2 separate regions of the Homo sapiens genome follow, and region 1 is linked to region 2. Evidence: chromatin loops called from intact Hi-C (ENCODE). Cell type or tissue: PC-3. All regions are shown on one strand. Each heading gives the region's core, and the rest is flanking DNA. Links, peaks and the distances in the headings are about the cores only.

The links. A loop is a pair of places that touch in the nucleus more often than their neighbours do. Peaks named below come from ENCODE experiments on the same cell type or tissue, not always from the same donor. Only the 100,000 strongest peaks of a DNase experiment are listed, where the experiment ranks them.
Region 1: a loop joins it to region 2, with 2.3 times the contacts of the local background. A loop is called at or near these places in 2 of 110 quality-filtered maps.

What each region holds. Positions count from the first base shown.
Region 1 is chr13:25,798,644-25,806,985 of GRCh38, forward strand. The region is part of intron 27 of ATP8A2 (ATPase phospholipid transporting 8A2); the gene reads left to right. Among named protein-coding and RNA genes, the nearest start is that of SHISA2, 250 kb to the right of the region's middle. In PC-3, for the core only: no CTCF peak of the experiment used is centred there; DNase peaks (open chromatin) are centred at 5,088 and 8,268; H3K27me3 peaks cover 460 bases.
Region 2 is chr13:25,752,028-25,760,369 of GRCh38, forward strand. The region is part of intron 25 of ATP8A2 (ATPase phospholipid transporting 8A2); the gene reads left to right. Among named protein-coding and RNA genes, the nearest start is that of SHISA2, 300 kb to the right of the region's middle. In PC-3, for the core only: a CTCF peak has its summit at 5,115; a DNase peak (open chromatin) is centred at 1,364; H3K27ac peaks cover 1,242 bases.

The sequences.
Region 1 (8,342 bases), core at 319-8,318, 47 kb after region 2:
GGATGGTTTTTAGAAAGAAAGAGCTGAGAGACATGAATTTTGCAGTGCAGAGAACATGAGCTTTAGATTCAAGCTCCAGTTGAATGATCTTTCTGTACTTCAGAGTCATAATTATAAAATAAGATTTAGTTGACCTCTGCAGGTAGTAGTGGCAGTTAAATGATGCAGGGGAGGCAAAGCTTTACCTCTATCCTCTTAGGGTCCTGGCTGGGCCTGAGAATTAAATGGACATGACAAATTAAGCCAGGCACAGTAATCCCAGCTACTAGGGAGGCTGAGGCAGGAGGATTGCTTGAGGCCAGGAGTTTGAGACCAGCCTGGGCAACATAGTGAGACCCCCATCTCTAAGAAAAAAAAAATTGACAGAACAAATTAACAGGAGAAAAGCACACCAATTTATTTAATATAAGTTTTATGTGGCACGGGAGCCCTCAAAGGAAAATAAAGATTAAAAAAAAAACACAGTCAGTTATTTTTATATATTGAATTGGACAAACAAAGATAAGTTGTAAAATGCGATAAGGCCAGCAGGCTTGGCCTAGGGTAGGTAATTATTGGAGAAGGAACTAGGATGATAAGGGTTAGTTAACAACCTTTGTGCAGATTTCCCTTGGATTCAACCTTCTATCCTTGATGATAAGAATGCTACTTTCCTTTTGGGGTAGGAAGGACATCTTTCACATGGGAGTTTCACCTCCTGCCTTTAAGAAACAGAACGAAGGTCACAGTGATCTTCTTGTGCCTGCTGTTTTTTAGGTTCCCTTAAATCAAAACAGCCAATATGCCAGAACATCATATTTTTAACTCCTTTGGTGGCATGAATATGGAGCTCCTACCTGAGTCTAAACACATGCAGCCGCTTCCCAGACACGGAATCATTGCCATAGATGATTATGTGGGATCTGACAGAAGTTTGTTACTTGAAAATAATTTCACACAAGTCTTCCACGTTGGAGGGCAGCTGTGGGCTGCAGAAGAGCCTGGAGAGAGTAGTCCCTGTGGCCTTGCCTCCGTCCCTGAGTGTATTTAGATGAACAAGGACCTTTCCCCTGAACATTTGTCTGCATGGATTTTTAAGGACTCCCTTCTCTGGAAGCTGCCCTCAAAGCATTTCAAGTGCTCTTGCTGATGGCAGATGAAGCTGCCGTAAAGCAGGGGGATGTGATTGAGCAAAAAATCTTTTCTCTTTCAACCCAGGAGAGCAAAATAGTAACTCTACTTCATGAAAACAAAATTGGCTGTTTCCAATAGAGCACTCAGATCTTCAGGAAAATGTAGCATATTTCCTAAAGGAGGTTAAAGGTGAATGAAACCTTTGCTGGTGGTTCCATATATTCTACCATAATCGTAATAACAACAGCAGCTCACATTTATTGGGCCTTTTAATGTACCGTCCATTGCTTTAAGTGTTTTACACATACTGTATTCACTTATTTAATGTCCACCAACTCCTAAGTCCCTGTTAGATGATCTTCATTTTACGTGAGGAAGCCAAGGCACCCAGAGGTGCGATGTAACTTGTCCACACTCAAACAGCAGCAAAGCTGGCATTTAAACCAGACATGCTGATTTTAGAACACTAACTGCATATGCTGCATCTATAATGAGTAAAAATCTATAACAGGTAAAAATGTACAATGGAGAATGGTGGGAACCAGTACCAGGAACCTGTGCAGACCTGGTCAGAGCAGGAAAGGAAATAAACACAGTTACATGATTATAAAACAACAAATTGGATAATAAGATCAGTCCTGAAAAGTCAACCAAAAGATGCTCACGCCAGACATTATTGCACAGTATCTTGAATCAGGCCCAGATATCTAAAATAAGCCTCTTTCCCGTGATTTTTCAAGAATCTTGCTTATTATATAGGGTGCAGCAACTCATTTTGACTTTAAAGGAGTAGTGTGGCAGGCTCCTGGACACCTGGAGGCACTATATGAATTTCTGCCTAAAAATTCATCCATAGGAAGGAGATTTGCTGAACTGAGAAAGTGAACATTTCACAAGAAGTACATATGTCTCCATGCTAAGAAGTAACTCCCTGGGCGATCGCCGTCATGCTGAGTGTTTCCATCTCCAAGCCCTGCTGCAGCCTGCCTCCTTGTCTCCACCCATGCCTGGAAAACCTAACCCTCATAAAAAGTCTCAGTAAGCAACAGTGAGAATAACTGTAAGGTGTTACAGGAGAGATGGTTTTGGCAGCCAAAAAGGGCTTATGATCCTAAGATCCACCTTAAAAGTGTTCTGTTGCCCAGTTCTGTATTAATTCTGAGCAGAGGCAGCAGAAAGCATCTTTCAGGGTCGAGAATTTCTGAGATCTTGACCGTCAGGAAAAGGATGCTTCCAGGCAGCCGTGGAAACTGAAATCCGAGCCCTAATCTTGCTCAGAGCTGCTGAGGTCTGTTTGTAGGAAAACATCGGGTTATTGTCTGAATAACATACATCCAAGTTACAACGGGAAAAGAAATCTGCCTTATGGAAAGAGAATGAACATTTGCTGGGTAGAGTTTATGCCTGCCTAGATGCTCCACCTCCAGGCTCTAGGTACTCTACTTCGGAGTGCAGTCTGCGCTCCCTCTTCTGGGATGGCTGCGGAGCCCAGGGCATCTCTCTCTAAGGCTTTCAACAAGTCTTATGGGCTGTCTAGACTCGCTGTCTTGGAATGAGTTAGTGCTCTGACCTGAGGAAAATTCCCCATGTTTCTCAGTGTCAAGCCAAAATCTCTAGGGCTTCAGTATTGCCCCACGGTTCTGGCCCGCTGGCCAAACACATAACTCTTTTTGCAGCTCATACAGGTAAATGTGAGCCAGTGCTGCTCTTACAACCTGCCTCCCACATCCCTGTCTGTGGGTGGCTCTCTCCTGAAGATGGTACTTCTCCAGAAGTTTCCAAATGATCAGAGAGGAACTGCTTCTGGGTACTCCTCCTTCTCCTTCTTCTTCTTGCCAGAGGCCTTGAATTTGCTATTGAGAGATTTGGCAATATACTTTGAAACGTGAAGATAATGAAGTTGTTGGGTGTGAACAAATGTTACTTGACTATTTAAATATTAAAAATATGATATACATGGTGTATTAGTCCATTCTCACACTGCTAATAAAGAACTGCCTGAGACTGGGTAACTTACAAAGGAAAGAGGTTTAATTGACTCATAGTTCTGCATGGCTGGGGAGGCCTCAGGAAACTTACAGTCATGGTGGAAGGGGAAGCATACATGTCCTTCTTCACATGGCAGCATCAAGGAGAAGTGCAGAGCAAAGTGGGGGCAGAAAGCCACTTATAAAACCATCAGATCTCGGGAGAACTCCCTCATTATCACGAGAATAACATGTAGGTATCTGCCCCCATGATTCAATTACCTCCCACCGGGTCCCTCCCATGACACGTGAGGATTATGGGAACTACAATTCAAGATGAGATTTGGGTGAGGACACAGCCAAACCATATCACATGGTAACCTACGTTAGAGATTCGTTGTATGAATAGCAGAACTTTAAAAAGTTTTGCCTTGCAGAAAACAGTTCCTATTATTGTTACAAATAAGTATACATCATCTTAGAACTTGTCTTTACAAATATGAACAATGAGTAATGGCAGGGAAACAAGTGGTTAAGATTCAGTGATTGAGGCTCAGTTTCTATACTGGCAACTCCATGGAGAGCTTGAAGACCAGCAGCTACATTCCCTGTCTTGATCATCCGGGGGTAGGAAAAGCATTGAAAGATGGGATGACTAATGCCTGCTAAATGCTGGCCAACTTTAAAAAAAATTGACTTTAGTATTATGAGATACGAATGGCATATTTTAATTAGGAAATACAGTAATCCTAAGTGAGCTTCATTTCTTACACAAAATATAGGAAGATGATACATGTTCACTGTGCTTGAGAACTTTTTCTCAAATTCAATGCAGAAAGGCAGTCTGTGAGGCAGTAGGAAATGCAGCTGCTGGAATTCTGTTATCAGTATGTGTATCAGTTCTGATTGAGTTGTAAAATGGAAGCCTGATGTGCTGGATATTAATTTAGCAATAGATAAGTCTGAAAATAGACTTACCTTCAATTTCATCATAAAAGTCAACCTCCCACCTAACACGTTGAAACTCCTGTGGTTGTGAAAGAAGAAAAATGAAGTTCCACTTCCCTTTCATTCCATGAGCCCCTTCAGTGGTTACTGCCTCACTAGAGGTGCAAGTTACTAGAACCGCAGAATATAAACTGTTACATAAAATGATGAAATATGCGCACAGAAAATAAGGGAGCTTTTTAAAATAAAAACTAATTTGTATGCTTTGGAAAGACTCAAAGGTGAGTTTTTTTTTTTTTAAGCTAATTAGATATGGGTAAGACAACTGTGAAAAACTGGAGAATTTTTTTTTTAAAGGCGTGAAGGATGTACACTCAAATTGCCTTGTAATTTTTCCTTTACTTAAAACCCTGAAACCGGACATTTTCTAACTGAAATCACATTGACACTCTGTGGTATCTATGTGTGATGGAGAATATGGAGCCAGGAGAGCAGTTCTTGGATACAGAACCACATTTTGGTTGAATGACTTTATGTTTATGTATTCGTAGTTAAATGCAATATGTATGTGGTCAGGTTTCATGGCTTTTTCAAGTGACTAACTACAGGTCTTAAGTAAGTCAGGTGACAGGATTGTACCAGATGTAAAAAACGAGTTTAATATAAACTCATCAATTTGTTGAAACTGAATATCAAAATGAGAACCTCAGTGTTTGGGGAACAGTTAAATCTACAACATAGTAATTTAGTAGAGGTTCATGGAGTCAATTTAAGGAATATCCCATGATATGTAAAAATATATATGTATATTATTAAATTGTATATTTGTAAAGATGTGGCCCAGATATAAACTTTATTTACCTCCAGCCATATAATAAGTAAATATCACACAGATTAGTTGTGCAGTCCAACTCTCGTGCGTGTGCACAGATCAGCCTCGGGACCAAAATGCCACATCCCTCTTCCCCATATGTTAGTATTGAAGTTCTGCCAATCCTTCAAAAACTGACTCAGATGTTACCATTACCTGAAGGCTTTCCTAAGTTCTCCACATCAAACTGTGGTTCACTTAGCCAAACCTGTTTGTTGTTAATACGTTGGAATATTACCTGCTGTTTCCTGTAGCTAGAAGTGGTGCTTAGTACTATGGTTTTCGGAATCACAGTACTGAAGAGGCATCTGAGAACTGTGTATGTGTTTGCACACAGTACTCAATCTCTAGCTTTTCTAAAACGCCATCTCTGGCACATTTGCTTAACTTATTTTAAAGAGCACACACTGAAGTAGTATGACAAGCAGCACAAGAACTTCTGTTTTCTGTGTTGGAAGAAATAACAAATGATTATACACAGCAAGGACAAAGAGATGAGTTTTTAGAGAAAAAAGCACATTAGCAATAATATTCCACTGGCGAAGTCACTACCTATGCATATCATATATTGTATACATTGGCAAAGCATTTTGTTTCAACTTTGCCTTTTCGTTTTTTCCAGTATGTATAAAATGCTTGTCTTAATTAATAGTCATTTTCTGCTGGGGGTGGGGTAAGGAATGGCCGTTTTAATGATATTAATGTACAGTGGATTCTTGGCTGTGAAGGAGTGTTACCAAATATTACAGCTTGTATTAAAAGTGTAAAGATAGAAATAAGTGGTGCCTGTTTAAAAAGCTATAAGATTTAGAAGCCTCTCCGCTCTGACAGGGATGGTAAAGCTCATTTTAATTCTGAAATGCAACTTCCATGTGTTTTACAGTTTAATTTTCTATAATTTTAACCAATTTTATATAATGAGTTTTGTAGCTTTATAAGTATATTAATCTAACAATTAAATAGAGAAAAACAATTGTTTCTACACGTACAGGACTAGAATGTGTGGCTAGTTTCTCTCTTATTGGTACCTCTACACAGTGGAGCTTTCTGTAAACACATTCTAAATATAGAAGTGTCTTTAAAGATGAGCTTTTCCTCTTTTTCTGTTAAGACAGAGCTTCCTTTGGGCTGGCATTTTGTTTACTCTGAAGGGGCTCCTCCAGGAGAGACACTCTGAACCCCGTGCATTCTGGGTGCCGAGCTGCCACAGGCTGGTTTGGGGACTTCTCAACTTAGTGCGCAGAAAAATGAATTCTGTGAACTTAAAATCAGAGTCTCTGCCCAAGGGGACTTCTAGCATCAAGAAAAGGTAGAAGCTAGCTGAGGTTTAAGAGGTTTGTGCAGGAGAAAAATGAGGCGTTAAATGGTTAAACACTGCCAGCAGATTTTTAGCATTGTTTAATAGTTTTAAATTATGGAGGTCTTAGGTCCAAAATGTAACAGTTATCCAACTCACTGACATTAAACATTCAGTTGCCAGCTTCTGTTTTCTTGGTCATTAATTTTCAGTCTATGTATTTTCGGTGCTTTGCTAAGAGTTTTGTTAAAATAACTTTTCTTGTTTGCATTCTCATTTCCTACAAATTCAGACTTTGCTTTAGAATCCAACAGATGGATACTTGGAGTTAGCTTATTTTTTCCATCTACCCTATTTTTTTTCCTTCTACCTTTTATTTAATGAGGAGGCCAGGTGTGGTGGCTCACACCTGTAATCCCAGCACTTTGGGAGGCTGGGGTGGACATATCACTTGAGCCTAGGAGTTCGATACCAGCCTGCGCAACATGGCAAAAATCTATCTCTATAAAAAATGCAAAAATACAAAATTAGCCAGGCATGGTGGTGCACACCTGTATTCCTAGCTACTTGGGAAGCTAAGATCAGAGGATCACCTGAGCCCAGGGTGGTCAAGGCTACTGTGAGCCAAGATCATGCCACTGTACTCCAGCCTGGGCAACAGAGTAAGACCCTGTCTCAAAAAAAAAGAAAAAGAGTAACAAAGTAAGATATCTTTTGTCTGGTTATAATAAAAGCTGTAGTATGTATAATTTACTCAAAAGCAGAGCTTGCTTTGGAAATCTCTACATGCTTGAAATTTAAAGCAGTGCATATATAGTCTCCATATGTATTCCATACTGTAAACCATGATGGTGTTCCAGGGATTGAGTCTGAGTGTTTATAAAATGGCACATGGCACTTAATTTTGAAACCGTGGAAATATTTAAATTACTGACTTGATGAAGGCTATAGATCAATGTAAGAACTTATTAGTTCTCACATTGATTTGGATGCATTCAAAGATGCTAAATGATTGCCAATATAGTTTTTTTTTCTGGACTATTTAATTCATGGTAGGTATATCCAGTATGTATAAGAAAGTAAAAAAAATGCAAACACTTTAATCTCAAATAACAGTATGCAGTGCTCTAATATAATATCTTCTACTCTGAAGGGCAGGTCATAAGAGCAGGCTCCTGGTGATGAGATGGGAGATCATTCTTCATTTGTTGGAAGATCAACTTTATTTCATGCCCTAGAAATGCTTGCTTTACAAAGAAACATACGTAGGGCAGCATGTATCCTGAGGTTTCCAAAAGAGAAAAGATTTGTTCACAGGGGTAAGTTGAGGAGGCGGGAGAACAGCTCTCAAATCCACCTCCCTGCCGATAAGACTTAGGAATATTTTTGGGTTAGGAAGTAACAGGTTCATTTGTGCAAGCGTATTTGGGGTTCTTGGCACTTCATATGACATATATACAGAAGATGGCAGCTTTAGCATGATCTGTGGGTGGAGTTTTTTGGCCCTCTGGCTTCAAAAGGCCACCTCTCAGGCATTTGCGCAGGCCCACTTGAAGGGTTGGTGGTCTCAGCTGGTTTGAAGTGAACAGCAGCTGGCCCAAGTTTCTGAAAAACAGCTGAAGCCAACATTACCAGGAATGTCATCTGTAATGCAGCCAGTAATGGTTAAGTTTCAGTGTTCTGTGGCACGGCCTTCAACTTCATGGAAAAGGGACAAAAATAACATAAAGCAAGTGGCCAAAAGCAAGCAGAGCAGGCAGTTGTGATCAGATTAACCTCTTGGTTTCACTGCTATGAACATCTGTATACAGGTTTTTTGTATAGAAATAGGTATTCAGTTCTCTTCAATACCTAGAAGTGGAATTGGTGAGTCATAATGATAACGCTATCTTTAACATTTTGAGGAACTGTTGAACTGTTTTCTGAAGTGGCTTCATCATTTTACATTCTTACCAGCAATGTGCTAGGTTCCAGTTTCTCCATATCCTCACCAGCACTTGTATTGTCTGTCTTTTTTTACTATAACCATTCTGATGGGTTTGAAGTGGTATGCCATTGTGGTTTTGGTTTCCATTTCCATGATGAGTAAGGATGTTAAACATCTTTTCATGTGGTTATTAGCCGTTTATATATCATCTTTGGAGCA
Region 2 (8,342 bases), core at 275-8,274:
CCCAGCACTTTGGGGGGCCAAGGCAAGAGAGTACCAATGGGCATATATATTGGTGCAGTCCTACGTAAAGGCAATCTGAATACAAATTTTACATGTGCATAACTTCTGAATAGGCAGCTTGGCTATTTATCCTAAGAAATTTATCCTAAGAGGCCAGGCGCAGTGGCTCACGCCTGTAATCCCAACACTTCGGGAGGCTGAGGCAGGTGGATCACTTGGGGTCAGGAGTTCAAGACCAGCCTGGCCAATGTGGTGAAACCCCATCTCTACTACAAATACAAAAATTAGCCAGGAGTGGTGGCATACCCCTGTAGTCCTAGCTACTTGGGGGACTGAGGCAGGAGAATCGCTTGAACCCGGGAAAAGGTTGCAGTGAGCCGAGATCATACTCTTGCACTCCAGCCGGGGCGACAGAGTGAGACTCTGAAAAAAAAGAAAGAAATTTATCTTAAGAAAGTAAATGGATAAATAGACAAGGTCATAGGCACAGTCACTAGCTTATTGTTCATCAGCAGGTCCTTGAGAGTGCAGTAGATGTAAAATGTATTGTTCTGGAAGAATGGACATATGCTGACTGCATGGTTTTTTGTTTTGTTTTGTGTTTAGAGACAGGGTCTCACTATGTTGCCCAGGCTGGAGTGCAGTGGCAGTGCAAGCATAGCTCAATGCAGCCTCTAACTCCTGGCCAGTGCTTGTTTGCCCACACATAAGCATTATGTGATATTAGTCTACTTTGTTGTTGCCAAACTCTGTTCAAAGTGTTTCCTCTACCTCAGATTCTTTTTGGCTGGTTTTAGTTCAGCATCTCTATCCATGGTCTCAGAACTAGCTCAGGGCAAGGCTCCTCTGATTTTTCTTTCTAACTCTCCTCCTTCCCTTTCCTTGCCACCCTCTAGCGTGTCTTTGAGCTATGTGTGATAGCAGGTTTTACTGGGGTGATTTATAAATAGGTCATCTCTCCCCTCTTGCACTGTGGAGTACTGGGGGGCACCACCAGCGCTGGCTGCTGTGGGGTCTTTGTGCCCTCCCTCGGTCTCCTTCAGCAAGCTGGGCCCTTAAGCTCTTGTGCCAAGAGAAGGGACAGACAGGGCAGAGTGGAGGAGTGGGCATGGGGCGCTGCTGATCAGAGAAAGGGTAGCCTGGTGGCCAACAGCACGTCCAAGAACACTGTATGAGCAAAAGTGGCAGGGAAATCCGGGAAGTGGGAGCTCACAAACCAAGTGCTAACACTTACAGGGTGTGGTTCCACAGCTGCCCTTTGGCTCGACCCACAATCCTTTATACAGCCATTTCTAGCTTATTTCCAGCCCCCAGCTCAGTGCTGACTCATGTGAATGTTGGCCAGACGCTCTGGCTTGTGTGGTTATTGGCTTCCTCTCCCTTTGTTGCATACAGTCCTCTGTTTGCCTTTCTACAGAGTACAGCAATGCATAGCTGCAAATTTGAGAATCTCATTCTAGTGCGGTAGGTCAGTCCACAAATACTCTCTGAGTGCCAGCTCCATGCCAGCTATTGAGATGAACACCACCAGGACTATGCTGGGAAAACAGCAAACATGGTGCTGGTATTGCAGGGAGATCACAGAGGGAAAATTATCCTCAACCTGGAGGGATGGCTTCTTAGCTCAATGATGTCCTTTCCCAGCTTCTCTCTTGGAGATATTTTGTCTTTGGAACTGGCAGCCACATGACAGCCATGTGTTGCTCCCTGATTGTGGAAGGGTCTCAGTATCCTGAGTGCTTGGGGTGCACCCAAAAGACAAACACCACTTATGTCAAAACGCAGGCCCCAGAGTTAAGGAAAAGTCTGTTTCTATCACTAACATAGCATCTGGAAGAAATAGAAAATGGCTATTTCCTAATTACTGTTAAAGTGTATTAAGCCAACATCCATGTATGCTTTTCCTCTCCTTCATTCACTGAAGGACTTTCAAAGAAATTGCACCCCTTGCACTTAGCATGGTGTCTGTGTGACTTAGTCAATGAGCCGTTAGGCACTGCAGATACCGTTTGTTCAGTCAAGATGGATAGCCCTGCCTTATCACTGCGTAACGCCTTGGAGGCCATAGGCTATCTCTGCACATCTCCCTTAATTGCCTGGTGTATTTATGTGGGTTGACTAGTTTGTTGCCATCTGCATAGCTGGGTTGTTTAATATATTTTTCTTTGTTCTGCTAATGACCTGAGCTTCATTACATGCTGATAAAGAATCCTAAAATGTACATAGAAAACTGACGAAGAAGAACTGGCCCTGGCCCTGAACAGAACAGGCATGCCACTATGCCGGCTGCCCAGACTCAGCATTTGTCGTTACAGGAAGGAATGGCTTTCTGTTTGCATTTTAGGAAAACTTCACCTTTTAAACATTTCAAATGGAAAAAAAAGTATGCGATTTTTTTTTTTTGAGGTTTTACTGATATGAGCTACAAATAGCTTCTTGGAAGCCAGTCAGAACTCTCTTTTCAATAATGTTGAAACATTTTCCTTTGACTGGAAATTAATACCTTCAATTTAGAAGAACTCTAGTTAGAAGTTTATAGCACAAATATAGCCCCATGTAACTAAGGGAATCTTGGAGAATTTTCTGATGTCAAAAAACAGAGCGGTGTTAGCTCATTTTAAAAAATTGTTCTAGTCAAATATAAAGCAAAAAATCCCATTTTTAATTTAATTTTTATAATATTTAAGAATCATTTCAGAGATAAAGTACTTCTGTTTTTTAATATAGCAAAAGAGATTATTATGATAGAGAATAATTATATAAATTAGGATTTTAGGCTAAGAAAAATGGTCTTCTGTTGGAGTGGATGGTTGTGGTTTTCACTTGTTAGTTGTCTGGTGTTATTTTACATAGGCTTTTTCAAAATTTGTTTTATGTCAATTTCTGTCAATTTTCTTAGTGAAACACTGTTTCTAGACTTCCACTTATACTAATTGCACCTTGATTGGATTATTTGCTGATTTGTTTTTTGGGTTTTTTGTTGTTGTTGGAGGTAAGAGTAAGAGGAAAAACTACTTCCAGCACATGAATGGAAAAGAATCACTTTGCTGTTTGACGTTGCTTGAGGAGACAATGTTTGTGACAGTTGCATGTATTCGTATGTTTGTAATTTATTCTTGTGAACAGCTGATACTGTTTTAGGGCATCAGGTCAGGATGAGCTAAATGTACAGTTCTAATCAATCAAGACAAATGATGGTACTATCACAATTCCATCTCCAGAGGCAGGCCCTCTCCACTGTAGCTCCCAGCTTCACCCAGGGACAAAGCTACAGAAAGGGAGGCATACTGACCCTGCCAAAGTTCCTTCTTCATTCCTGATTCATTCCATCTCCAAACCCACCTGTGTCCTGTGGCCCTCCTACTGCTTATCAAAACTGTTCCCATTATTGCTGCAATCTGATTCACATAGGCAAAATTGGCAGTAGCCATTGTGTGCAAAGCATTCCGTTGAATGTAGGGGCAATTTAAAAATGAAGACATAATCTTTTCCCTGTAGGAACTTACTATCTTATTTGTGTTATTCATATTCAGTGAGTAATAATTTCAGTGTGAATATGTAATATAATATAATAGGTTGATATATAAAGAAACCCCAGGCCGAGCACGGTGGCTCATGCCTGTAATCCCAGAACTTTGAGAGGCTGAGGTGGGCAAATCATGAGGTCAGGAGTTTGAGACCAGCCTGGCCAACATGGTGAAACCCCCTCTCTACTAAAAATACAAAAAAATTAGCTGGGCATGGTGGCGGGCATGTATAATCCCAGCTACTTGGGAGGCTGATGTAGGAGAATCGATTGAACCTGGGAGGTGGACGTTGCAGGCAGCCAAGATCACACCACTGCACTCCAACCCCAGATGACAGTGCAAGACTCCGTCTCAAAAAAAAACCCATATAGAATTTGACACATAGACAGTGGACTTGAAGGGAAGGGAGATAAATTCAAACAGGGACACGTCAGCCAAGACTTTCTTCTCTTCTTGTTTCTCTTCCCACCTCTGTCCTGAAGACCTTGAGAGGCCTTAAAGCCAGGAGCTGAGAGGGGAAGGGCACTCCCAGCCAGCACTAGCTCTCAGCCTGGATGGTGTCCTCACAGAGGCAGGGGGATGGTGCTCCAGGATAGCATGCAGCAGCAGCTCCTACTCCAGGTGTAGCAGCCAGGATAGGTTTTTTCACCTTTCATCCATCTTTATCATTTATTCAGTTTTCATGGTTATCTTGTGAAGCAGATGGCAATGGCGGTGTCCCCATATTATAAGCAGAAAACTGTGAATTGGAGGATTAGGTAACTGTTGGATTCTTTTTTTTTTTTTTTTTGAGACAGGGTCTTGCTCTTTCGTCCAGGCTGGAGTGAAGTGGTGTGGTTGTGGCTCCTCTGCTGGATTCTTACAGTGTTGGGAGCGGAAGCTGTGGTACCTGTGTTCTGTCTCCCACCCACGGCCCAGTTGCTCAGCAGAATTATGTGAAAGCTTCCAAATGTGTGTTTTGAAGAAATCAAAGAATGTAACAGAGTAGGTGAGGGTGTGGAGCCTGGAGCAAGAAGACACTTGCTTGTGTTTAGTCTTGTCTTGGCCACTTCTTAGGTTGTGACCTCGGGCATACTGTGTCAATCTTTCTGAGCTGGGTTTTCTTACCTGTAAAATGGAGAGAATAACAGCACCAATTTTGCAGAGTTGTGCTTAGGATTACAGCAGCCAATGCGTGGAAAGCACTTAGCCCAGTTACTGATGATCAAATGGTATGTGCGAAATCAGCACTTGCTGCTGCCCTATCATTATTATTACTGAATCCCATATTTTTGTTTTCAACTTAAAAGCATAGGCTTTGGCTTAAGGAACATTAGAAATCCTCCTCATTGGTCTCTTCACAGAGGAGGAAAAAGAGGACCAGGGAGGGGGTCTGTCTGGTTAAGAAGAGGCAGGGAGCCCCTGTACAGCCCATCCCTTGAATCCTGCTCGCTCAGCGCATTCGTTCCCCACCCTTCCCCCTCATTAATATGTTCACACATTGCCAACGCCTGAGTTCTTTTCTCCTTCCCCACAGCATACACTAAACCTCTAGGGAGACAATACACCTACTCTCCAGGAGATGGAGTGGTGGGAGGAGGGAGGAATTTTCCAAATAGCCCACAGGATCATGAAGGCTTTTCCTCACATGTTGGTTTTTATCACCTCGGACCATTGGTCACAGAATCTGGTCTGGACCTTGTGCCACTGTGGGAGGATGGCCATAGGAGAAAAAGAAAAAGCATCGCTCCCTGTGGCTCCAGTGGACACACGCGTGCTTTCCTCACCTTTCTATCACCAGAGCCCCAAGACCTAGCATGCACTTGCCACTGTGCCCTGGAAGCTGAGTCACTCTCATCTAAGTGGATGGCAGGTCATTTTGTTACATGGTTTGGGGAAAAGATTACAACACCAAAGTTGTCACTACTTTAAATTCTATCCATGTGCCAGTTCAGTGTAACGATATACTATGTGTGTGTGTGTGTGTGTGTGCACACGCACTTAGAAGAGAGGGTGTTCTCTGCCAAGCTGCTTGCTACTCCACTGCCTTAACCTCTCTCTCTATCACACTCAGTCGCAGTTGGGTTGATGACTCCCATATTCGGCTGAGAAGTGAGTGTAATTGTAAGGCACAGGCATGATATTTCAAGACCTTTACAGCATGAGAAGTAAAATCCTTTTCTCAGTCAGCTGAGAGCCCCTGTTATATGTGTTCCTGACCCCCAAACCCCTCATTTCTCAAGTTTCATGGCTGGAACTTTCTTCATTCTCAACTCCCCCTTTGGTACCCTCCCAATCCAAGCGGTTGTGTGTCTGGCTCACTCTGGCCTTTATCTCCTTTCTGAGCTCAGTGACTAGCTCTATTCTGAAGGCACAGGGTCCTGCTGGCTCCATGCTGCAGCTTCCAGCCCAGGTGAGTGAGGCAGTTGTTGGAGGTATTGACCCCACCCATGAAGCCACCACAATGCCATACTTGATGTTTAGGTTGCCGCTGTTAACCTCCAAAAGGAGATAACCTGATAAACATGGCTGTCCTCATGTTAATTTACTCTTTACTGAATAGCTACCAGGTGGAGTCAAAAGTTGGGATTTGGCTTCTCTGAACAGGGGATGTAATAAACTCATAGCCTTAATCTTTCACCCCTTTTGATCAAAAACTGCAAGATGATCATTACTCATTTCATATGATAAGTGTGTCCTTGAACATGAAATGGAAACAATTGAGGAGGAGAAAGAAAAAAGAGCTGTGTTTTAAGTCCAAAAAACCATTGCAAAAACATGGGCAATTAAGCAAATATTTGTTTATTACCTATTGTGTATGATGCTAAAGGTCTAAAGAGGAGTAAAACAAGTCCCTAACACCAAGTAGCTTGTAGCCTAATTATGGAGACAGAAGCACATAGCCAACCACATTTCAGATCAGACTTTGTCCAAGGAAGTGCTATTATGATGGTATTAATCAATTAGAAAAGCAAGTTGCAAAATAACCTTTACATTAGATTATGTCAACTACTATTATAATTAGTTATAAAAATGTGTTTCTTCTATGGATACACAATGTCTTGGGGCTCATGTCCTCTCTATAGGCAGGCCCCCATGTACCTATATTCATCCACCTGCCACCACCACCACATCTATCTGAAATCCGTTTGTCCATCTTTTCTCTGCCATTCACCAGGACATTAGCAGACATATAGAATCACTGGAAGTCATTTTCATGTTCCATTTTTGGAATGGTAGAATGCCACTCCTGTTTTTTTAAAACAGTTTTACACATATAACCATGAAAAAGTAAAGCATTATTATTTCCCGCTATTGAGATCTAGAATAAGTGGCTTGTTAAACAGTCTTTGGGTTTTAGAAGGTGTGTATGCTACTTGGAAGAAAGAGCTTTGTGTAAATTACCTCCTTTCCCACCCAAGAAATTCCACTTCCAAATTAAGAAAGAGAGAGAAAGAGAGAGAGAAAGGAAAGAAGGAAGGGGGGAGAGAGAGAAAGGGAAAGAAAGAGAAAGAGGAAGAGAGAAGTATTAATCTGCAAACTACCTGCCTGAGTGTGAAGCACACATGGTGTTGGCCATTGCTGTCCCTGTGGCTCTGGGGTCTCTTAATTGCTTGGATTAGGACTGAGGTGAAGGTCAGAACTGGATAGCCTACCCACTATTTCCAGAGTGCAGGAAGTTACAGTTTGGTGTAGATATGGGATTGGTAATCAGATGACCTTTTGTTCTGTGCACAGGTGATGGGTGAAGGGCAGACCTAATTAAAACCATCCAATATATTAAGCATCTCCGTTGTCATTAATTTTCAGCCGTGCATGAGCTCACGATGCCTGGTCCTGCAGGAGTCACAAGTTTGCTCTGAAATGTCAAAACTCAAACACTTCTCAGCTTTCCTCTCAGTTCTGATTCCTATTCCCACCTTCCCCACAGCAGAGGTCAGGCACACTATTTTGAAATACTAGTAAAATGTGCAGTGGGGAACAATACATGTATGTTAACTTTGAGGAAGCCAGACGCTCCTGAGAGGGTCTTGGGGGCCTTAATAAAGCATTTCAAGGAAGCAGAGTATCAAATTAATGCTTTTTGTGCTAAAAACATTAAGGTATTTAGATGTGTTATTCTAATCCCTGTTTCAGCATGGGAACAGAAGGATCTAATATCTTTTATTTAAATCCCAGCCTTCCTAGACTGCTCCATTCTTTTCAGTCTAGTACAGGAAGAGACAGACTATAACCGGTTGATTTCAGTGACTATAAAACTGTATATAATTCACAACATACAACCCATTCAACTTTTACATGAAATGCGCTTGCCCAGATCTTAATACATTCCACATCATTTAGTAGAGATGTCAGGTTTTCAGAAGCTAGACTCCTGTCAGAATGCCACTTTAATTGTTCTGTTTTTGTGGACATGCGATAAAATTGTCACAGACGCAAGTACCGATGCATAAATTCTGAACCCCCAAGCAAAGTATCCTTATTTCAAAGTGAGCCCTTTCTCAGTTGTGGAGTAAACCGATCTTGAGCAGACAGGGTGTCCTCCTGTTTTTCTGAGAGCCCCTCTGCAAGTCTCAGCTGCAGAGGCAGCATTTATGGCTTGAGTACAGGATCGAGTTTTAAGGGTTTTGTTCAGTTAATAAAGAATATCAAGTTGCCCTCACCACTAACAACTGTAGGATAGCTGACCTGTAACTCCTGTTTCAAAGAAGACAATGCTCATAGGATGTTGAAGCAGTCACCAGTCATCATGTAGTAATTAAGATCAGTAAAATATATGTAGAGAGAGATGGCCATATATATGCCTCATGTCTAAATCAATTGTTATGGCTTCTT